Linked DNA regions of Mus musculus: region 2 is linked to region 1. The links are chromatin loops, found by intact Hi-C in ENCODE. Cell type or tissue: heart. All regions are shown on one strand. Each heading gives the region's core, and the rest is flanking DNA. Links, peaks and the distances in the headings are about the cores only. Region 1 holds the start of Cplx2 (complexin 2). Region 2 overlaps LOC115488208 (a long non-coding RNA gene).

Region 1 (8,322 bases), core at 82-8,081:
CCACTGCCTGGGATCTTTTTGGTATAGAAAAACCATAATGTTCTAGATGAAAAAGTTCCCAAGGGCTTTGACACCAGACTGGTTAAAGATTCCAGACTGGGTCTCTATGAACACTTCAGCTTGTTCCAGATGCGGCAGCGCTCAGGTGATATTTGTTCTGATATTTAAAGGAAAAAGAAAATGCAGGCCAAGTGTCTGGAGGCGTAGAGGAAACTTACACAAAAGGCAGCCAACGCTGACTACATATTTACGGGACCCCATGAAACCCAAAAGGCATGCAGGCTTTCCAGTTAAAGGCAAGAGGACCCACCCTGACCCAGAAATCCGAGTTTGAAGGTTGCTCAGCTCTGTGGAGATGGTTTCCGTTGATTTCAGACCTTGGGGAGAAGACTTAATTTCTAAGAACAGGAAATGAACGGTGAACAAATGGAGTGGTTTCAGGAACTCTGGAGTCTCTGCGTGGTGTTTACACAGAGCTCAGAGCATTGCCAGGTGGTGGAGGAAGGTGCAGCCTGTCGTCTAATTTGAGAGGATTTCCAGTTGGAAGGCAGGGCACCTGGGCTGGAGCTCAGCTCTGTCCCTGACTTGCTGCACGGCTCTCCTGGGACCAGATGCTCCCCTGCTCCCCCCCCCCCACTCCCCTGCAGAAGCCTCCATGACCTAGGCCTGTACCCTCAACAACTCCCTTCTTCCTCCTGAAACTCAGCTCTCTCCTCGGCTTGCATCTCCCCACACTTCCTCCCTAAGGAATTCTGAGGCATACCTTAGCTTGGCTCCTTGGGTCTACTCCAAAGCCCTGTTGTCTAACCTTGGTGTGGCCCTCTTAGCCTTGAGGCGACCTCCTTGCTCATCTGCCTGAGAGAGGCCTAAGCTGTTTCTCACTTCCTCTTCTCCTTCTTCTAGTTTTAACTTTTTTAAAAAAAATATTATTTATTTATTTATTTATTATCTCTCATATATTACATCCTGACTGCAGTTTCTCCTCCCTCATCTCCTCCCTCATCTCCTCCTGGTTCTTCCCCCCCCCTCTCCCCCACATCCACTCCTCCTCCATTTTTCTTCAGAAAAGGGCAGGCCTCCCAGGGATATCAATCAAATGCGGCATTTCATGTTGCAATAACGCTAGGCACCTCCCATATCAAGGCTGGATGAGGCAACCCAGGAGGAGGAAGAGGGTCCCCAAAGCAGGCAAGAGTCAGAGACAGTCCCCACTCCCACTGTTAAAGGTCCCACAAGAACACAAACAACAACTCAGCCGAGGACCTGGGTCAGATCCATGCAGGCTCCCTGATTTTTGGTTCAGTCTCAATGGGCTCCTATGTGCTCGGCTAGTTGATTCTGTGGGCCATTTTCTTGTGGTGTCCTTCACCTCTCTGGCTCCTATAGTCCTTCCTCCCCCTCTTCTGCAGGGTTCCCTGAGCTCCACCTAATGCTTCACTGTGTAACCCCACCTCTTCCTTTTTTCTTCTCTCTCTCTCTCTCTCTCTCTCTCTCTCTCTCTCTCTCTCTCTTTCTCTCTCTCTCTTTCTCTTTCTTTCTTTCTTTCTTTCTTTTTTCCTGAGACAGGGTTTCTCTGTGTAGCCCTGGCTTTCCTGGAACTCTCTCTGTAGACCAGCCTGGCCTCGAACTCAGAAATACACCTGCCTCTGCCTCCCGAGTGCTGGGATTAAAGGCGTGTGCCACCACTGCCTATTGTAACACCCCCTTCTTAACAGAAGACTTCCCTCCAGGCCGGGCTGGCTGTTGAAGGGGCCCTTTCTTCCAGTGAGGCAGCCCTTTGAAACTGGGTCTTCTCTATAAAAGGAGGGCTCCATGGCCAGTCTGAAGGTTAGAAATCATCTGTGAGATGTGTTTGTCACGTGACAGGTGCTCAGCAAATGGAAGTCACTCATGCTGTCATTAATGAAAGCTATTGCGCACACCTGCAACCTCCCCGCTCCTAGCTCCAGGGAACTCCCTCCTCCTAGATGAAGCCAATCTAGATTTTTCTCTCTGTACTTCTTTCTCTATCGATCCATCCTCACACCTTCCTTACATCTTTACTGTCCTTTCTCAGTCTCTTGGGTCTCCTCCCTTCCCCAAGCCTTTACTTTAACTATGACTTTCTTTGACTCTCTGCCCTGGAGTGAACCGGAGAGTCTTCCCCTCACCTCCTCACCTCCTTACTGCTCCTGAGACCTGCTGTTTTCACACACAGCCCACTTCACCTTCACCAGCATGGCTAGGAGACCCGTGCCTGACCAGGGGTGTCCACAGTCCTCTGCCTCTTTCTCTTTTCATAGCGTTTAGTGCTGATCATTACCCCTCCCCCACTTTCAGCCGTCTCAGATCTGAATTCCATGACACAGCACCCTTGTGGCTCCCGGGTCTCCCCAAACAGGTCTTCTGTCCTCTTCCTTGTTGGTTCCTTCTCTAAGCAAACTCTTCCTTCTCTTTCCTCTGTTCCTCCCATGGAAATCTCCCATCTGTGCCTACTGATTTAGGAGCCTTAGTTAGTCACACAGATGCACGGTGGCGTGGCGGCAGCTTTCTCTCCAAAGCCTGCACGTTTTTAACCCTCTGCTGTATGCTGTTTCCATTTCAGTCTCTGGGAGATCAAGCCTGTCCTTACAGGGCTCCCATCTTGTTCTCCTGCATGTTTTGCCAGAATTGTCTCAACCAAAACCTCCATTCACTACACATACACACACCCACTCACTCACTCACCCTGCACTCCTGAGTACCTACTGTCTACCAGGGGCTACGGAAGAGAACAGGGGCATTTTCCAACACTGGTCCTCCTAGCTGTTAGTTAACCTCATAGCAGAGCACACAGGCTTAGGTGGCCTTGACTGGGATAGAGGCACAGTCACTGTTTACCCGCCACCTCTTCCTACTGCTTTACTGCCTTGCTTCATGACTCTGTCTCTCCAGCTCGTCCCTATCTTCCACATCACCCTCAGATTCATCTTCCTCAAAGGCAGATTTGCTCACGCAAACTTACGACCCTGCAACTGGCTTCCCGTGGCCTTTGTTAAACCTACCACAGCCTGTGCTCCAACCTTCAAACCCTGCAGTCTGGAACGGGACATCTTTCTTTGCCTTTCATGTCTCATCTCTTGTACATTGCTGTGTCTTAACCAGCAACCCCCTGCCCCAAATGTTATTTCCACCTCCACCTGAGGCAGGGTGATTTGGTCGTACTAGTCCCACAGCCTCAGGACCGGTTAACCTCATCCCTGCTGGCTCAGATCTTGGCACTACTACTTATTAAATGATGTTGACCTGACTTAATGTTTTCTCATGTGTAAAATGGAGACGGTTGATGCCTCGTGCAAGGCCTGCTGTGAGCACCGAGATTATGCAAATCAGGTGTCTAAGCCAGTAAGTGTCCTTGTTGTTGTCATAGGCATCCACAACAGTGCCAACTTTTCTAAGACCCTTTGCTAACAGTACTTCCCTTCGTGCAGACCCTGTTCTCCCTGACACGACAGGATGGGTTGCTTTTGTGAGACCTAAAGCACTTTCTATTCATGCTCTTGCTGTCTGGGTATCGTTTCTTTGTGATCTGGGGAGCTTCTCTGTTGCCTGTCTTACCCATTTCACCTATCTGGAGGCTCCTCAGAGGATATCCTCTTCAGCGTGCTTGCTCAGTGGAATTTAGTGTTGTGTGCACGGGCTCAAAGCATGAGCCTGCATGTCTGATTCTAAACCTCTTAGACACTGGCGTGTGTGTGTGTGTGTGTGTGTGTGTGTGTGTGTGTGTGTGTGTGTGTGTGTGTGTGCGTGCGCGCCTGGAGCTACCAGGAGGACCGCGGGAGAGAGGGCCTGCAGATTGTGTGCAGTTGAGAATTTGGGCCTCACCGCCAGGAGGCGCTCCTCAGCGGTGCTGCGGAAAGCTGCCGTCTGTCTCCGCGCGGGAAGGAAGCTGGTGGGGGTGGAGGATGGTGCTGCTGGTAGGGTGTTGGACTGGGGGAAAGGGGGAGGGGGTGTAGGTAGGCTGATGCAAATGTTTCCATGCTGCCAGTCACCGGGGACCCAGGGCAGGCCCCTCATCTTTCCTCCAGACCCCACACTCCCACACCCCTGCTGTCAGTCCCAGCCAAAGGCAGCTAAGGCACCTGCTCTAGTTCCAGTTCGAGTCCCAGAAACCGGGCCCCTCCTTCTGACAAGCACACATGAGCACCTGCAGTGTTTGTCTTTGCGGCTGTTTTTCTCTGATTCAAGTACGGGCTACAATCACAACTCAATTCAACACTCCGTTGTTTTTTTGTTTTTTGTTTTTTTGCAAGGGACTCCACGCTAATGGCAGTGGCTGAGACAGAGGACGTCTCCCCTACTTCCCCACCCCACGCCCCTAGCAGCAAGACGTCTCAGAGGTGGCGGGGAGGGTGTGTGTGTGTGGGGGGGGGGGGGCGGGGGGTGCAGCGAGGTCCGGCCAGAGTAAAAGGATCAGTCGTCTGGGTCATGAAAGTGCGGGGGTTTTCCCCCCACAGAAGAGAGGGCAGGCTTCCAGGCGCCGCTCCCCCGGCCCTCATGGAGACCAACAGCTCTGCCCTGGGGCCCTTAGTTGGTCAGTGCGTGTCCCCTTCCCCCAACACTTGCCTCTCAATTCTGAACCTTCGCCTGCTCTTAAACTTTGCCAGGGAGAGGAGGGTCTGAGACTGAGGAGCAGCCTGTGACCCTGCACAGGCTCGTGCTACTCCAACAGCGCTCCTGCGGGAAGAGGACAAATAGCCCCCCTGCCCCCCACCGACGTGGCCTCTCCTCTCTCCACCTGGCCTCTGCCACCCTCGGGTTCCCTTGGGAACCGAACTCTACCCCTCGGGGTGACTCTCTGCTCCTGTAGCAGAGGGTCCGGGAGGGCTTCAGGGGTAGCCACACCCCAAGCAGCCGAGGACCACGTCCCCCACCCTAGTCTTGCGGGCTCGAAGTTGTTCTCCAGGTTCACACTTGAGTCTCCGCACTCGGGGCGGTCGGAGCTCCCCAAGCCCCACTGCTCCGGGTGCGCATCTGCCCACATCTTCCTGCCCCGAGTCTGCAGCTCCAGCGGTCCCCCTGGCCTCCGCGGGGAGCTGTCCCTTCAGCACCACAGCGAGCGGGTAGGGGCCGCAGTCCCAGCGCAGCGCCCCGCGGTCTTGGGGAGCCCCTCAAAGCTACACTGCCCGGCTTCCCCGCTGTTCCGGAGCCAGAGCGTTCCCCCACTGCCCCCAGCCCGGCTCCGCCTCCCCGGCCCACGGCCAGCACCGACCTGGTGGTCCCAGCAACCGTCTAAGCCACTGCAGGGCTCCGGCTGACTCCAGCAGGCGGTGCCGTGTGCTCAGCCAGCTCGCGCCGCTGCCTGGTGTAACTCCGCCAGGCAAGCTGGGGCCGAGGCTGCTGCCGCGGGCGGGCGGATGCCTAAGGCGCCCTCCAATCACGCCCCTCAGCCAGGCCCTGACGCCGTACAGCTTCTCTTCCAGAAGGGAAATTCAAAACCTCTCTCTCTCTCTCTCTCTCTCTCTCTCTCTCTCTCTCTCTCTTCCCTCCCTCTCTCTCTCCCTCCCTTTTCCTCCCTCCTGCACTCCCTCCCTTTTCTCCCCTCTCTTTCCTGTTCCCCCTCTCTTCATTCTCCTTTCCCTCTCACTGTCTCCTCCCCCTCATTTTCCCCTCTCTTCCTTATCTCCTTTCTACTCTTTTATTCTCTCCGCGTTAAGCTGTACCGATCTGCCTGCAGCTAGGCTTCATTCCCAACTCCTCCGTGTTCAAGAACCACAAGCTCGAAGGTTTGGAAGGGCTTTGGGGGCACGAGTGGAAGAAAGGATTTTAAAAGCAGAAACTCAAGTAATCACCTCTTCAGGAAAGTTCTCTTTGGTTACTCTGGGCACACTACGATAGGCACACTCCCGTTGGGGTGCCCAATTCCCTAAAGGAGCCCCAGTTTCAATCACCCCTTCTTTGTGCCTGGGAGCGGCTTCTGGACTAGACAGTCCACTGTCACATCGTTTCTGCAGTTTATGACTGTAGTGTCCAGCTATGCGCTCACTCCAGAACCACTGGTGTGTGGGATGAGGAAGGCCCTCCTAGTGGGTGAGTGGCTCTCTGCTCTGGACCCAGAAGCAGAAAGACTGCTGCAAAATTGCAGCGGGAACCCTAGGTGAGCTACTCCTGGTCTTCTGTAGATGTGTTATCCTCGGAAGAAGGAATAGTTCTCTGGTTATGTTATTCTAGAAGGCGCTGCTTTCCCTCCTAAGCCCAGGGAAGAGAAGGGAGTAGACAACAGGGGGACCCCTACTACTCGCTCAGCCTCCCCCCATACTCATCTTTCCCCCTCTCTCCTAATGAGCCTCTCCTTTCTGCCTGCCACCTATTGGCTCCCCGCCCCTTCTTTTCATCCAGCCAGAGGTGTAGGAAAATGGCTCCAGTGGGGAGGGCCTTGCACCTGGCCTTTGGAAGCAGTGCAGAAGTTCATGCATCCATCAGAGCTATGTCAGAGTGGGGATGACTTCTGCTTCTGAGATGAGATGGCTTCTCTCCCAGGAGCAAGAGCTGCAAGCTGCGGTAGGGCAGAATCCAGGGAGGGAAAGGAGGGGTTCACAGTAGATGCCTTAACGTGGGAGAAACCTTACAAGTCAGAAGACATCAGTGTGCACCCCCTGCTCCCCTGCAGACCAGGAGCTTTGTATGATGGCAGGGCCCCTCTATTTAGGTGGCCTAAAGTGTGTGTGTGTGTGTGTGTGTCACACGCTCCTGTTTCATTAGAGACACTTAGACTGGCCACTAATGCCCAAAGGGAGTTGGAAGCCAAGAGATCTGACATTTTAAGACCTGCAATCTTCCCCCCCCCCCGCACCCCTTCCCCTGCCTGCCTCTGTCTCTTCCTTTCTACAAGTTCTTCAGCAAACATGCTCTGTGAAGGGGGCCTGTGCCAGCTGCACTCTGGCTACAACTGGGGCTTTGCCTTTGACACGGACGTTGATCAAGCTAGCATCAAAATCCAAGTTGCACTTCAGATAAAAAGACAGAGTTCAGCCCTGGGTGCTGCGTTTTAAGCTGGGCTTGTGTAAGCACCGGGTCCATCCAGCTCTTGAGAGGAGGCTGGGCGGGGGCTAGTGAGGTTGAAGGGCCGGAGGGTGGCTTCCTACCCTCAGAACAGAACAGAGAGGGTGTTAGTCCTGGAAGGGCTGATGAATCTTGGCTAATTGAAATTGCCTTAGGTTAGTAGTTGGCAAAGTAGATGCTAAGGGTATGCTTGCTGAGGTGGATAAAATAACCAATGCAGGGGAAAACCAGAGCTACAGGGTTCTCCCTGTCCCCCCCCCCCGCCCCTGCCATTACTGGAGACAGCCTTAGGACAATGGGTAAAGAGAGGCAGGCTGTAGCTCTAAGAGGAAGACCCAGATCTCAGGTGGTGCTATCCAGCCCTGCCTGTGTGTCCCAGCTCAAGGCTGAAGCTGATAAGAGGACTGACCATCTGGGTGGCGGTCACATATGAATCCAAGCCTTTTGTGAATCTCTCTCTCTCTCTCTCTCTCTCTCTCTCTCTCTCTCTCTCTCTCTCTCTTTCTCTCTCTCTCTCTTTAAAATCCTCATTATTTGACATGAACTGAGCCTAGTCGCAGAAATCTTACTGATGGACAGAAGTTCAGCTTGGCCAAGTTTTGAAGCTTCGTCCTGTTGATCGATTAGGGATAACTCACAGCAGAGCTATTTCCCACAGCCAAACAGAGGTGTGGGGAGGAGTCCTTTCTGCCCGGACATGGTTCCCAAATTCTCTGTTATTATTTAAGAAAAGTAGCTGACTGTTCCAAATATCCCCCAATGATGATAATGCCACTAAACTCGGCCATGAACTACACCCCCAAAGGGCCTGAGGTGCCAACTTTGGGGCTTTTATATAAGTCACACTTTTTCATTTAATTTCTACAAACCATCATTTTCAAGATGCAGACATTGAAGCCCAGGGGGAGAAAGTAAGTCTTGAACAGAGCCAGAATTCCAGCTGATAGGGCACTGGGACTCATGGGCCTTCTAGTGCTCTGAGCTGCTTCTCTTCTGGTACGATCCGACCTTCTCTAACCTATGCAAGTGGAACGTTTGCAGCATATGTATAATGTGTGTGTGTGTGCACGTGTGTGCATGTGATATATCTCTATCTATCTATCTATCTATCTATCTATCTATCTATCTATCTATCTATCTATCTATATCTCACTGGTATTTATAACCATTCCTGTTGTCTGGTTTCTAACACACACACACACACACATGCCTGCAAGCTTTCGTGAGTGCTCGCACACACACACACACACACACACACACACACACACACACACACACACACCATATATTTACACTCAGATC
Region 2 (8,322 bases), core at 52-8,051, 50 kb after region 1:
AAGACACTCCGGAAGACAGAAGCAATCAAGATGGCACATCCTGGCTAAGCCAGCTTCATGGGGAAGGATGGAAGGGAGAAGAGGCTGTTGGTCCCAAGCAGTGTGTTGGGATGAGTGTGGGGCCCCAGCTAGTCATCTCTTCTAGTCCTTGGGATAGATGGGATAGATGCCTGGTATTTGGGAGCCAGATGAAATCCCGGGGGAAAGAATTTCCCAGGCAGTTTGGGGTGAGTTTGAGGAGACTCCTAGTCCCTCAATTCCCAGTTGGTTGGCTTTTGCATGCCGCAGAGCCCCTTGAATGCTCAGTTTCCTATGTGTACCAGGAGTGAGTAAACTTGCCTCTAGGGGACACTGTTGAGTCTGGGGTGTGTGTGTGTGTGTGTGTGTGTGTGTGTGTGTGTGTGTGTGTGTGTGTATGTGTGTAGTGATGGTGCTGGCTAGAATACTACTTCCTCTCCTCATTCTCCGCTACTAAGGTCTCCTGGGTAGCTGATCTCTTTGCCAAGTTCTAGGTCAGTTAAGCCTGGAGGGGCCAGGCCCTGCTTTCAGATCTCTCTCATCCCGCCACCGAGACAAGTCCATTCTTGTTTCTGGGTCTCAACTGTACAGTCTGGGTAATGAGAGTGCTGTGCAATGTCCCTCTTCCGCAAGCTATGGCTTGCCTGTTTCTGAATTTCTTCCCATGGTAGGATACCAATGGAGGGTATCTGGCAGCTAGGCAAGCTGACTACCGATTTTGTCTTATTTCTTCACTTTGAGTTAGAGTAATTTCACCTTGTGGCTTACCTCTTGCTGATCAAAGCCCTGACTGGCAGTTAAGTGCCTTTGATTAATAAAAAATGGGGGAAATGAATTAATCATGATTTCAATTCGGCGTGTTTGGGGAACATACTCTTTAAAAAAAGCCAAATCTGCTAGGGCCAGGAGGGGAAACACTGTGTGTCTTTTGGGGTGAGAGAGTGGGACCAGGAGTATATGTCTGTGGAGTGTCCGGTTGTGGACGGAGGACCCGTGCAACAGAAGGCAGCCCGGTGCCACTGCTTGGACAGGAGGCTTGGTCCCTTTAAGGCTCCTCTCTCTATCTGGAGCCCCAGGCCTGTGCGGAGGAGGACATGCATTATTGAAAGCGCATTTCAATACCTATTCTCCCCCTCCTCCTGTGGGTGGCAATCACAGTTTACATAATCTGTCTCTCTGTCCTCCTAGGCAGCTGCTCCCTTCTGCCTGAGTGGTTGAGGAGGGGAGGGAGGAGAGGGGAGAGCTATTAACTCTATGCTGCCACCTCAAGTCTCAGCCAAGGTGTCTTGTATCGAGGGGTGACAGCAGATCTTGACCCTACACAGTCCCAGGCTCAATAGTTCCAAGTGACTTCCATGTACACTTGGTCCCACTCCCATGATCTTGAGTGATTGGATGGCTCCCATCCTAGTATCCTTGTAAATAGAGCTACCTCTCTGTCTGGGGTACAGGACCATGCCCCCATCAGGACCATATCCCTATCAGGATCGTATCCCCATCAGGACCATGTCCCCATCAGGACCATATCCCCATAAGGACCATGCCCCCATAAGGGTCATATCCCCATAAGGGTCATATCCCCATCAGGACCATATCCCCATCAGAACCATGTCCCTATCAGGACCATATCCCCATCAGGATCGTATCCCCACCAGGACCATATCCCCATAAGGACCGTATCCCCATAAGGGCCATATTCCCATAAGGACCATGCCCCCATCAGGACCATGTCCCCATCTCTAGGTCCCTCTTCACCTAGTATGACTCATCCATCTCTAGGTCCCTCTACAACCTGCTTGTGTGGCAGCGGTTGACTACCTTGTAGTTCAAGTTCAGCAAACTCCAAACAGCCCTTATCGGCTTTCTCCTGAAGCATTGCTCCTGCATTTGTCCTGGCTCTGTCTTTTCTCTTCCTGTCACTCAGGAAGCCATCGGCTATACATCCATTCACTACTGAGGCACTCAGCCATCCATCATCCTTACTACCGTTCCTTTATCCACCTTTGTATCCATCCATCTAACCATCTTCCATCTGTCCGTCTATCCACTCACTATTTACTAAGAGTCTAGCATTTGTCAATATTGAGAGCACAGTGACAGACAACAGATGCTAGATCTGTCCCTCTCTATTCTTAAAACCCTGTGAAGACAGCATGCAGGTGAGTAGACTATTGGACTAAGCAGGAGAGTGTGGGAGAGGGTGAAGCACTGCAGAGGCAGAGGAGAGGCACCCTGGCACTCGGGAACCTTGGTGGATAGTGAACACTTGTTTTGAGACAGGGTTTCTATGGGTAGCCCTGGCTGTCCTGGAACTTACTCTGTAGACCAGGCTGGCTTTGAACTCACAGATCCATCTGCCTGCCTTTGCCTCCTGAGTGCTGGGATTTAAGGTGTGCGCTACCAACAGCCCTGCTTGAGTGCCTGTTTGAGGTGATGATACCCAAGCAGACCCCTGATTGCGAAGGAGGGAACCCAATTCTCTCCTCAGGGTCCCTTGGCTCTACTTCCTGTGACTTTCCCTTCCTTCTCTTCTTCTACCTGGTCTTATTTGGCCTGGGTTGGAAGATCACATTATCACCAGCCTTGGGGGACAGAGTGTGACCAGGACCTGGCTGTGGGAATGGGGTTAGGGCTTAGTCTGCTGGCGTTCAATCCAGAATACCACTGGCCCTGTGGGAAGCAGGCTGCCCATTTCCACTCAGGTTCCTGGCTGGTACAAAGGGGGTTTAGACAGCTGGCCAAAGAGTGAGGAGCACAAGTAGAGACCAGATGGAGACAGGAGGGCAGACCCGTGTGTTCCCAGCAATGGCAGACTGCCTTCCCTTTAAGCCTTTTGTAGTTGTGCTCTGTCTGTCATTTGCAGTCAAAGGAGCTCTCATTAACAGCAAAGATCCTCAGCAACAGCAGGACACATTTCCACATCCTTTGTCTTATTTGATTTCACAACAGCCCCAGGAGGCTGTTTATAGGTGCTGAGACACAGGCTTAGACAGTCCAGTCAGCAGATCTAGACTGGGGGGTCTTTAAATCCTATTCCTTACAGCCCCTGATGGTGAATACTGAGAGGAAGCAGAAAGGATGTCAGACAAAGACTTAGGTTTGAGAGGAAAGGATGGGTCAAAGGGAACCAAAGACAGCTCGGAAGGAAGCCCTGGTCTTTGAAAGAACTTCTGTGGGTGGAAGCGAGCCGAGTTTATAAGGGAGTGAGTCAGAAGCAGAGAACTATAGACAGGGAGGGGAGGTAACAACATTGAGGTTCGCTACATTCTAGCCAAATGAGTTGAGGACCGAGCAACTGGTGTCCCAGAGGGGGCCCTACTCTCCACAGCCAGCCTGTATTTTATTGCTTGACCATATTTCAAGATCTGACCTTCTCCAGCAAGCATCCCCTGAGTCCAGTCTCCTTCCTGGAGACTCCCCAGTCCTCCTCCTGGGTCCCCTTTGTCACGCTGGTCACATTGGTCCCTTTGGTTCACCTAGTATGACTCATCTGCCCCTGAGGAAGTCTACGCCTTGCTTGGCTCTGATTAGACCCAAGCTCCTAACCCCATGTCTGGCACCCAGGCGGGGCTGAAGGTATATTTTTAAAAAACGGTTTATTTGAAGGAAATGAATTCCAGATAAGGCATAAAGTCAGGATATGAGTCTGACAGAGGACAGAGTAGGGAAAAGCAATCAACACAGACAGAGACCAAGCCAGCGAGGAATATAGACAGGGGAGGTGGAGGTCTGAGGAGAGACCTAGAGTGCGGCTGAGGGGGTAGCTCAGAGCCCATTGGACTTGTACGGCTCGTCTGGCCTTGGTTCTTGGAAAGTTCTTCATCCTATTTTGTGGGAGTACCATCTGGAAAAGATCCAGTTTGCCTAGAATCTTGTAGAACCGGGAAGAATAATCCTAAAGGATGGGTGTGGAGAAGTCAGTGTAACAAGAGTTCTTGCAGTTCCTATTCCTGCCGCTGGGGGCATGAGATGCAAGACAGGTAAAAGGATGACGCAACCACCAAAGGTGGGAAAGGGCCCCAGCCCAGAGCAGCCTGATCTCTTGGCACCGCTGCATCCTGGGCCTTTCCCAGAGAGTCTGTGGTGTGTGTGACCCTATCTTTCAGTAACTGCGTTTGGATTCTAACTCGGGAAAGGACCCACCTTCACAGGCTGCTGGTCTGCAAATTCTCCCCCTCTGCTCTGGAACCAGATGGCTGACCGACAATCCCTGTCTACCGCAGCTTTTGTCTTTATCCTCTATGGTCCTGAGTACCGTCCAAAGTAATCCTATTTATTCTGTCCATCTGCTTGTTTATTGTCTGTCTCTCCCACTGTGAGAGACTCAATGGCAGGGACTCTGTGGGTCTTTCAGTGTCTAGCCCGGCACCTGGAGATGCTCACAGAATGGCTAGGCAAATTAGTGAATGGGAGGACGGGTGGATGGGTGGGGCGGGGATTGGATGTGCTTGGAGGTGGAGTTGATGAAGCATTTCACCGAGTAGGGCTCCAAAAATAAAGGCATCCGAGCTGTGAGACGAGAACCCTTGAGAAGAGAAAAGGCCCTTCCTTCTAGGGCTAATTGCTTGCTCTGAGCTGAAGTACAGCAGCTGCTGGGAGACCAGACACAGGGAGGTCCCTAGGGAGGAATGCAAACCCAACCCCCGGGACACCTGCTCTCTGGCAGAGAGGAAACCCGCTAGGGGCTGGCTGTCGGCTGTAAAGGCAAAGGCATTCTAATGTCACTACTTAGAGATGAGGGAGCCCCAGCACTGGATTGGGCAGGATGAGGGGCACCGGTCCTAGAACTTGTGGAGGAACATGAGCGACTGTGTGCCAAGAATCCCCAGGGGGTACTGCTGGACACTTCTTTCGTTTTGTTTGTTTGTTTCTTTTTTGAGACAGTGTTTCTCTGTGTAGCCCTGGCTGTCCTGGAACTCACTCTGTAGACCAGGCTGGCCTGGAACTCAGAAATCCGCCTGCCTCTGCCTCCCAAGTGCTGGGGTTAAAGGCGTGGGCCACCACTGCCTGGCTTGGACCTTCTTTTGTTTGCTTGTTTGTGTGTTAAGTCCATCTCCCCCTCATCCCCCACCAGCCTTCTCACCACAGCTCAGAGGAAGACTACCAAAGCAGATAAAGAACCCGGAGCCCAGGGAGCTAAAGGGATAAGCCAAGGTTCAGTTGTACAACTGTAGCCTAGACGGGACTTGATCCACTTGATCTAAATGGATAGGCACCCAACATGACACCAGGGTGGGCTGCTCATCTCTGCCAGGATTTTCGGTGTGAGGGGAGCCAAGAAGGGAGAGCAAATAGGTAAAATTACTGTCCAGCAAAATAGGGGTGATGATGTTTTTGGAATCATTCTTTGTTCTTCTTTCTCTCTTCTAATTCTTCCTGGGCCTGCCTGTTTTCATCTGAGATTGGCATAAAAATGGACACAAGGCCCCCACACATAGACTCCATTCCCATCTCCAACTGTATTGGCAAATCACCCCTACCTGTGAGATGCTGATAACAATTCTGAACCCTTAAGGCAGAGCAAGAATTCACGGAGGAAGTGGGTGCAATGTACCAACAGCCTAAGTGATGCTGAGTGAATTGGCCATAGACCCAGGCCACTCCACCTGAGACGAAATGTGGATCTTGCCCTCGTCCCGCCAGGGGCTTGAACCCTTCATGAAAGAGGGCAGAGGAATATAATCTAGCAATGAGAAAGAATCTTAGCTCTAATAGTGAGCGAATGAAGTCAGAGGCTTGAGTTCAATTTTGGCGTGACTTCACTGATATGAAATTCGAAACCAAATCAAGTGCTCCTAGGAGGTTAGCCGTTGAGGCGGTGGTTCCTTTCGTGGGGCAGGTAGGGGCTGTGAAGTGGAGAAATGGGGCTGTCTGTGGTAGCGTCCCTTCCTGGTTTGAGTGGGTTGTATCGGTACAGTCCGGTGTGGAACTCCATGGAACGCTTTGCGAATGCAGGAGAGCAGTTGAACTAGCTTCCTGTGTGGAAGGCGTGGTTCCCAAGGAGGCGTGGCTTAAAGACCGGGTTTTGAGAGGGAACAGGCTCATGAGAACTCTGTCTATACCAGCGGAGTAAGTCACTGATGGTTTAGAGCTGGAGGACAAGTCTCCCGAGGTATATCCTGTAAGAGTCTGTCCATTTCCTCTGTCCCTGCTTTCTGGCTGACCGGTGGCAAGCAGTTCTTCCTCTGTCTACTCTGCCATGGCGTTACTCCTGCATCAAGTCTAACAGCCACAGAGCCAATCACCCACGGAACGAAACTTCGGAAACCTTGATTTAAAATAAATCTTTCCTATTTTACAAAACAAATTCGTCTTAGCTTATATGTATGCGTGTTTGGTGTGCACATATGTGCAGTACACACGGAGGTCAGAAAAGGGCATTGTACACATCCCTCCGACCCAGAACTGGAGTAACAGGCAGTTGTGAGCCTCCATGTGGGTGCTGGGAATTGAACCTGGGTCCTCTACAAGAGCAGCAATATGCTCTTAATCCCTGAGCCACCCCTGCAGCTTTTTCTTCCTTTTTGAGCTGATCTTTGGTGTTTTGTGACAGCGATAGAAGCTGACTAACATAGTCATATTTCAAGATTTTTTTCTGAAAAATAATCTAAAAAACAAGGATTAAATAACTCCATCTATGGTTTGATCTTAGCTTGGGACGGGACGGGACGGGACGGGGTGGGGGGGGGGGGTGTTTCAGCTTTGTGGCTATTCACGTCTTAAACAGCAGGGGGCAGTAGGTAGGCCTTCCACACACCAGGCTGTTCGCCACCCTCTGCTTTCGCCTCTCCTTTCCTGAGTACTTCTCCCCTGGGGGTCCATATGCTCCCTTGCAAGCTCCCATGGCCCTATCACATACCTTCATTTATCTCTGCAGTTCTCACGTGGGTTATGATCGATATCCTGCTAGTTCCCCAGCATCAGGACCAGTGACAGATCCATTTCTATGTCCCCATGTTGAATTTGCTATGTAGGCCAAGATAGCCTTGAATTCAGAGATCTGCCTGCCTTAGCCTCCTGAGTGTTGGATTAAGGGTGTGTGCGACTAGATCCAGTTTAGAAAACCATTATTATTTTAGGCTCCTATTTGCCTTACCAGGGAGTCCATTATTTAATTCAGGTAGAGCCTTCTTTGCTGTCCTGTGATACACTTTCTAGAAATTTCTATTTTCCAGGATAAATGACCCTAATTTACATATTTATACCCTCTGTCTGTCTGTCTGTCTGTCTGTCTGTTGGTCTGTGTGTGTGTGTGTGTGTGTGTGTGTGTGTGTGTGTGTGTTTGTGAAGCACAAATGGCTTCATAGCCCCTCTCTTGATCCATCACCTCCATCCTTACCACACTTAGTTCATAAGAACAACTTCTGGAGGCCAAGGTGGTGATTGGTCAGGGGGAGGGGCAGAGTCTTTTTCCTTAAACCTCATTCCCTGGGGACACCAGATCCTCTCATTACACAGAGAGCAGGATATTGGAGGTGGGGGTAGGAAGCTCTTATTCCTTTCAGCAGAGATATGCAAATGAGAACTGGCTGACAGCACTTAGGAATTTCTGTTGGGACCCTAGACTCACTGCCTCCAGACGCAGTGGAAGAGAACTGACCTCAGCGGAGGCCTTAGGGTGCACTGGCCCTTTAAGAGCACAGTCTCATAGACTGCAAAGACTGTTCTCGCCTGGTCTTCCTACCTTTTAGGACGCCCTACATTAAACACGCAAATGAAGAGCTGCTTCCACATCGTGACTATGAGGAACCCATTGCTATGTGAGGATATTGGATCCTTGCCTGAGACACTCTGGGAATTTAAGGTCACCTCTGGAGCCCCAGACACTGTCTGCAGGTCATGGTCCTTGTACAGGCTCAGTGAATATATGCTTTCACCAATTTCTCCATCTCGAATAGCGAGGAGGCTAATGAGACTACTCTGGCCATTGGCTGAGGTGAGACTCAATGGCTATGACTTCCAGGCTGAGGTGTTTAAGGGGAACAGGTGGGCTCTCTGCTCCTTCCCCTGCTGCATATGACGCGAAGCTAGTCTGCCTCCCAGAGTTGCCACTTGGAAGGAAACTCTCCTCGTTTCCCAGGTGATATCATGTGAAGGAGAAATGACCACTACTCTGTCAAACCACACACAACCAGCCTTTATTGGTCACCACAGTGCAATCTAGCCATCATCCACAAGTAGCCCCTCCTCTGTCACTGCCACAATACCATAGTAGGCTAGCATAACCCAGCACAGTGACCCCTCGGAGCCTGCAGCCCAAGAGAAGCAGACAAGAAGCAATGAGTGTTTAGAACAGAGAGGGTC

The links. A loop is a pair of places that touch in the nucleus more often than their neighbours do. Peaks named below come from ENCODE experiments on the same cell type or tissue, not always from the same donor. Only the 100,000 strongest peaks of a DNase experiment are listed, where the experiment ranks them.
Region 2: a loop joins it to region 1, with 2.0 times the contacts of the local background. A loop is called at or near these places in 10 of 42 quality-filtered maps.

What each region holds. Positions count from the first base shown.
Region 1 is chr13:54,368,484-54,376,805 of GRCm38, reverse strand. Cplx2 (complexin 2) reads right to left here and starts at 5,457. Exons shown (of 4, transcript NM_009946.3): 1 at 5,231-5,457. The region is part of intron 1 of LOC115488208 (a long non-coding RNA gene); the gene reads left to right. In heart, for the core only: CTCF peaks have their summits at 3,852 (motif pointing right), 5,070 and 5,271; a DNase peak (open chromatin) is centred at 5,065; H3K4me3 peaks cover 1,670 bases; H3K27me3 peaks cover 4,810 bases.
Region 2 is chr13:54,318,872-54,327,193 of GRCm38, reverse strand. The region is part of intron 2 of LOC115488208 (a long non-coding RNA gene); the gene reads left to right. It also overlaps a transcript of Cplx2 not described here. Among named protein-coding and RNA genes, the nearest start is that of Gm52068, 11 kb to the left of the region's middle. In heart, for the core only: CTCF peaks have their summits at 3,970, 6,580 and 6,781 (motif pointing right); a DNase peak (open chromatin) is centred at 3,483; H3K27me3 peaks cover 1,262 bases.